2 separate regions of the Mus musculus genome follow, and region 1 is linked to region 2. A link is a loop called in an ENCODE intact Hi-C map of the cell type or tissue named here. Cell type or tissue: gastrocnemius. All regions are shown on one strand. Links, peaks and the distances in the headings refer to the core of each region. The heading gives the core; the rest is flanking DNA. Region 1 overlaps Stn1 (STN1, CST complex subunit). Region 2 overlaps Sh3pxd2a (SH3 and PX domains 2A).

Region 1 (2,908 bases), core at 1-2,500, 150 kb before region 2:
CCCCCTCTCCACACCAGACCAGCATCCGTCTGGGGGTGCTCCGTGCACATGCAAACACACAATCCTGCTTTTCTAGAAACTCAAGGTTGGCCTATAATCTGCATTGTCTGCACCCAGCATTGACCTCTAGAGGGCATTGGCAATTGCGCTGTGTGTGGAAAGATGCCTCCAACTTCTAAGTGGCTACATGCTATTCCACAGTTGTCCAGAGAGGTCAGTCTATTCATTTCATCATTCCTACTGGGCCTTTAATAAGTGATGGGCTGACATTTAGAGGGACTGGGGCTGAGACCATAGCAAGGAAAGTGTCTGCACTAAGCCTAAGCCGGCATCAGCTCCATGAAGGACTAAGGGGCTCGTCCTTTCAGAAGGTGGGCAGCATGTGGCATCAGAGAGAGCCTGGTTGCAGAGCAGGTGACAGTGGTGTCTACCTGAAGAATGTGAATTGGTGTTCCCAAAGCTGTTGAGAGAATTCTAATTTAGGCTAGAAAGGGGTGAGAAAAGCGAGGTTCCCTTTCCCGACGGGACAGTGACTGGTAGCCCTTACCTCTAGCCTGGGGTCCTGAAGGCTCGCTCTAGCTCTCTGCCCCTTGGCTGAATACTGAAGCAGAAACATTTCAGGTGGGATTGTTGTGTGGATTTTTCTCTACTGTAGGTGGCTTCTAGATTAAAAAGCCTGGATTTCAGCTTTACATATGGTATAACAATGGTAAATTTTCCAAAAAAGAGTTGTACGATCCAAATGTTTTTTTTTTTTCTTTTTTTCTTTTTTCTTTTTTTGGTTTTTTCAAGACAGGGTTTCTCTGTGTAGCCCTGGCTGTCCTGGAAATCACTTTGTAGTTTGTTCCAGGCTGGCCTAGAACTCAGAAATCTGCCCACCTCTGCCTGCCAAGTGCGCCACCACCACCCAGCCCAAATGTCTTTTGACTCTGGAAATGTTCTCATGAGTAGAAAAATTAAGCACAAAACGTGCAAGTAAGCATCTCACCTAGATTCCCTGGAAGACCAGCTCTGGAACACAGCCACGCCCTGTGTATTCGCTGTGTCCTTTTTACATCTAATGGGTGCCATGTAACATGTACCGTGTAACATGTATTGTGTAACATGTACCGTTGTAACACACATGTAGAGTGCTTCTTCAACGACAGCATTTTGAAAGTAATGAGTATATTCAACCACTAGGGGTCACAATCTAACCTTTGTTAGCCTGGGACCTCAGGCCATGAGAGGATCACAAATGCTCCCTGTCCCACAACCAGTAAACAGAACTGATTCTCGTGGGTGCTGTGACTTGCTCAAGGGTACAAAGCTGCTTCTCTGAGAGCCTTCCCCACTCGAGCCCTTTGGTTACCATGGGAGCGTAGACCAGCTTCAGCTGGTGTGTGCCAGGGCTGGGGCTCTGAGGAGGGCCTGGCTTTTAGTGATGAGGTTCCTCTGTGACTTAGGATATTGTTTATGTCAGAAGATGTCCAGATGACGTAGAGGGACAGAACACAGCACAGTGCATTTGTTCTTCCGTTCTAGTCTGCTTTAGTCTGCTTGGTAAGGAGAAGAGGCTGCTAACACATGAGCGTAGAGGTAATGATCACTAACCCCACGAGGGGGTGGGGTGCCAGCCTTCAGCTTTCATCACTGAGTGCCCAGTGCTTAGTTTGGGGTCAAAAGGTGAAAGATTACTAAACTACAACTGCCATAGATATGACGCAGTGAAAGCCAGAAGAGGAAACATGGGACGGGCTCAAGGTAGGAATCCCTTAGCCAAGCCACCCCATTGAGTTAAGAAAGACCAGCTCTCGCTGGGCAGTGGTGGCACACGCCTTTAATCCCAGCACTCGGGAGGCAGGGGCAGGTGGATATCTGAGTAGAAGCCAGCCTGGTCTACAGAGTGAGTTACAGGGCTAAACAGAGAAACCATGTCTCAAAAAAAAAAAAAAAAAAAAAAAAAAAAAACAAGAAAAGAAAAGAAAAAAGCAAAGAAAAGGCCAGCTCTACTGTGAGTCTCCAGAGGCCTCCTGGAAAGCCAGGATTCAGTACTGTGTACCAGAGAAAAGGGTTTATCAGGGACCACACAGCCATTAGGATAGGCTATACAGATTGACTGGAAGTCTGAGAAGTGGGCTGTGTCACAGAGGCATGCGTGTGGAGCCTCGGGCTATGTCACATTGGAGAGGGACAGAGGAGGGCCCGGCTGTCACAGTCACACCTGGTGTCTGCCCTTGCCTGTAGATATGGAGAAGGGCTGCCACCTGCTACACATCCTGAACTGTGTGCACCTCAACCTCCGCTGGGACCTGAGCAAGGCTGTGCTGCAGCGGGTGCTGGAGCTCCTGGAGGACCAGAGTGACATCGTCAGCACCGCGGACCACTACTACGCGGCCTTCTGAGCAGAGCCGCGGAGCAAAGCGGGAGGCTCTACCCTAGGTTCTGCTCACAGGCCCAGTAAAGACTTACACATCCCATAGTAAGCTCTGATAAGTCACAGGAAAATAGGACTGAGACAGATGGCTCTGATGTCAGCCATGACACACACAAGCCCTCCTTGTCAGCTCCCTGGCTGGACTTCCCATCACTCAGAACAGAATGGGAGAAAACGGTGTTGCTGGTTTAATCACTGTGTCTGAATTCAGGGGCCCCGTCTCGATAGAGGGGCATCCCAGGGCGAAGGCTCCTCCACATCTGAACTGGAGCAGAAATAGCAGACTACACCGTCTGAAAACGTCACACTCCAAGCTACCACATACATCCCCACCAGGCTCCCCTGATGTGTCAAGAGCTCGTATAGGCGCATCGTCTCCTACAGTAATTGACGTTTGCCTCAGTTTCCTGGGACTTCAGCAGTAGCGGTGAGGGCTGCTGAGGCTTGCAGATCTGCATTGAAGAATAAAAACTCCAATGCATGGCTTGGCAT
Region 2 (2,908 bases), core at 163-2,662:
AAAATATAGGGGTGCCTCTACAGGGTGACCTGGGGTCCTGGTATTTTTCTCACATTGTGCTTTCTGTTCTCCCCTGATCCCCAGCCTTGGGAGGAGTTGGGGTGTGGGTGTCTCTCATTTCCACATACTTCCTGTCTCATGGCTGAGGCCCAGGTACCCTGGGGCATCTCCATCAGGACAGGTAAGCCCCATCTACCCACCCACGCAGGTCTATCCAGCAGGCAGGTGTTCTGCCTCCCCCAGGACGGGTGGCCCCTTTCTCCTCAAAGCCCAAAGGCTCATTCTGACCATAGCTGTCTACTCTTGAGTATAACCCCCCAGTTGGTGACCTCTCAGGGACAGTGCAAATCAGAGCTGAACTTAAAACTGGGCCTTCTCCACTCTGACGCAGGCCTTCTGATGGCACCAGGGAGAAGGCTGTTCATCAGCTGACTATATACTTTGTGAGGCCCAGGGGCCAATGTCCGAGGTACAGCCTCATCCCTGGCAAGGAAACTCAGTCTGAGGGAGGAAGGCACTGCAAGGGAGTGCTCACCCTGTGGGAGGCAGCAGATAGCATCACAGGTGCTGAACCCAGCTCCACCTCCACCTACTTGGTGCTTAATTGTTTAAGGCCCAGGGCTCTTCTAACAATGGCAGCTGCTGATCCAGTGGGGCAGGAGAAGAGATTGTGTAGGCTCAGGGCTTCCCACAGCACCGGGCCAGCCTGGTCAGGTGCTCGGAGGCTCGCATAAAGAGCATAAAGGCCTTCTACCTGAGACCAAGGGATGGTCAGCTACTCAAGTCAGAGAGCAGGTGGGGACACCTACCCGGAGGGAGTCTGCAGCCAACCTCAGGAAAGAGGCTGTCTCTGAAGGAGCCTTAGGAAGTGTTCTGAGAGGAGGTGGGTACAAGGCCATTACTAGCTCCATCGACACTGGCATCAGATATGGGGACAGAATCTGGGTGTCTCTGAGTTCCTCCTGGCTCTGATATCTTGTGGTCCTGTCAGAACTAGGTGCCTATTGCTGTGGTCCAAGTGTGTAACAACTTAGGTATAATGGCTATAAGAGCAGAAAACACAAGCAAGCAAGCAGAGAAACAAACAAACACTACCTCAAAGTGAGGAGCAAGCTTTCTGAAATCCCTAGGATCCTTTGCTATAGTGGTCTGTAAGGCGCTTAAGGTTGGAGTTTGAGCGCCAGTCTAACTTTGAGATCCTTAGAACCAGTGCCTCATTCCAGATCTGTGTGTATCTTTCGCCACCTGGTGGTAAGACTGAGTATTACAGCCACCTGCATTGGTACTGTCTGTCTATTGTTATTCTCCCAGGAAGCTGGTAATCCCTACTTCAGTTGAGGCAAATGGCTGTATCTCCACCCCCTCCCCACCCCCACCCCAAGGTGTATGTCTATAGAGACACCAGGGGTGGTCCTGGAGACTTTCCTCTGGCCTCCAGAGCTCCTGGATAAAACTCTAAGGATGGGCGCCATCTGGTGGGCACAGGAAGCCTGTTCCAAGAAGCACCCAGAAAAATCTAGGCTTCCTCCCACTAACTATAATCAATCCCTCTGGCTCTCTAGCAGGTAGCCAGCTTACTTGTCACTGGGGCAGAGGTAGAGGTGGAGGTGGGGGTGATCAAGAGTGCATACAGCTGACTTTGTGTCCCACCCAGCCTAGAACTGCCACTGACAGGCTGTGAGCCTGAGAGTCTAACTCAGTGCTGAGGCTCAGACGCTCCCCCCCCCCCCCCCCCCCCCGCCAGCTACATCCAGCCTTTCAAATGGTCTCAAGTGTACCACTGATGTGACAACTAGCAGCCCAGTCCCCACTGTGTGGCTATCACTACCAATTTCAGAATATGTTTACCACTCTTCCTGGAAAGTGTATCACCACTGCATTACGGCTGGTTTGCTTGCATGGATGTCTGTGTACCATTGGGCCCAGATTTAGTGACTGAGAGGGCCTTATCAGGCATACCACCGAGACCAGATCACCCCAAGAGCAATATTTACCTTGGCTTACCATCCGTCATACCCAGTTCTTGCAGTTCATTTGGGAGATGACACCGGGCAGGGAGAGAGGGAGGGAGGCAGCCAGTGTTAGTAGTAACAGCTCTGCAGGAGCCAGCAGCTCAAGCTATAGGCGTGCCTGACTCCAGGGATGCCCAGCACCCCTGTCAGCCCACATACAGCCCACTGGCACACAGCAATTGTGGGGAGTCCCAAAGGCCTGAGTGAGTTAGACATGGGTGATGTACACTGTGCTAAGGGTGACTCACTGGGCTTCTCTCATGTCCTATTCCTGGGAAGCCAACCTCCCCAGCTCTAACCCCAGGGCCCTGTCTTCCTTCTCTTCTCTCCCTTCAGTGCCTCATCGTCTGATTTACCCTCCCTCCCCATCTCTTTCACAGCCACCTTGACATCTTCTTTCCGTCTCACAGCCCCAGAGATAAGGAGTGAGCTCTTTTGAACCTGAGACCCAGTAGGTTCTCTGCAGATACAGTACTGAGTGGAGCATCTAGTTGGTGCTACTGTGAACATTGACCCTACCTAGTGGAGACTGGACTGGCACTGCCTCGGGGCACAAGGTCTGTGCTGCCTGGAAGAGGCAGGGATGCTCAGGGGGGCTGCACTGCTGGTGTCTCAGGTACAGTGGCTGAATAGGAAGCAATCTAACAGCTATCCAGTCCAGGAGGGCTCCTGCCATGGGCCTTGGAGAACCCATGGGGCCCATATACAGGAGAGGCTGTGGTGGGGAGCAGCCTCCTGGGGAGTCTCTAGGGAATGGGGTTAGGCATATCTACCACAGGCATGTCACGGTGAGCCAAGCGCTGTCAGAGACGTGGTTTCGAAGCTACATGGCGGGAACACTTGACCAATGTAGGGCTCCTGTCACTGTTGGGATCGGTAATCGGGACAGCAATGAG

The links. Peaks named below come from ENCODE experiments on the same cell type or tissue, not always from the same donor. Only the 100,000 strongest peaks of a DNase experiment are listed, where the experiment ranks them.
Region 1: a loop joins it to region 2, with 12 times the contacts of the local background. A loop is called at or near these places in 26 of 42 quality-filtered maps.

Annotation. Positions count from the first base shown.
Region 1 is chr19:47,501,036-47,503,943 of GRCm38, reverse strand. Stn1 (STN1, CST complex subunit) reads left to right here. Exons shown (of 10, transcript NM_175360.3): 10 at 2,227-2,908. The coding sequence ends at 2,384. Among named protein-coding and RNA genes, the nearest start is that of Gm19557, 10 kb to the left of the region's middle. In gastrocnemius, for the core only: CTCF peaks have their summits at 173 (motif pointing right) and 1,176 (motif pointing right); a DNase peak (open chromatin) is centred at 160.
Region 2 is chr19:47,355,099-47,358,006 of GRCm38, reverse strand. The region is part of intron 5 of Sh3pxd2a (SH3 and PX domains 2A); the gene reads left to right. Among named protein-coding and RNA genes, the nearest start is that of Gm29834, 70 kb to the right of the region's middle. In gastrocnemius, for the core only: no CTCF peak of the experiment used is centred there; DNase peaks (open chromatin) are centred at 1,292 and 1,431; H3K27ac peaks cover 396 bases.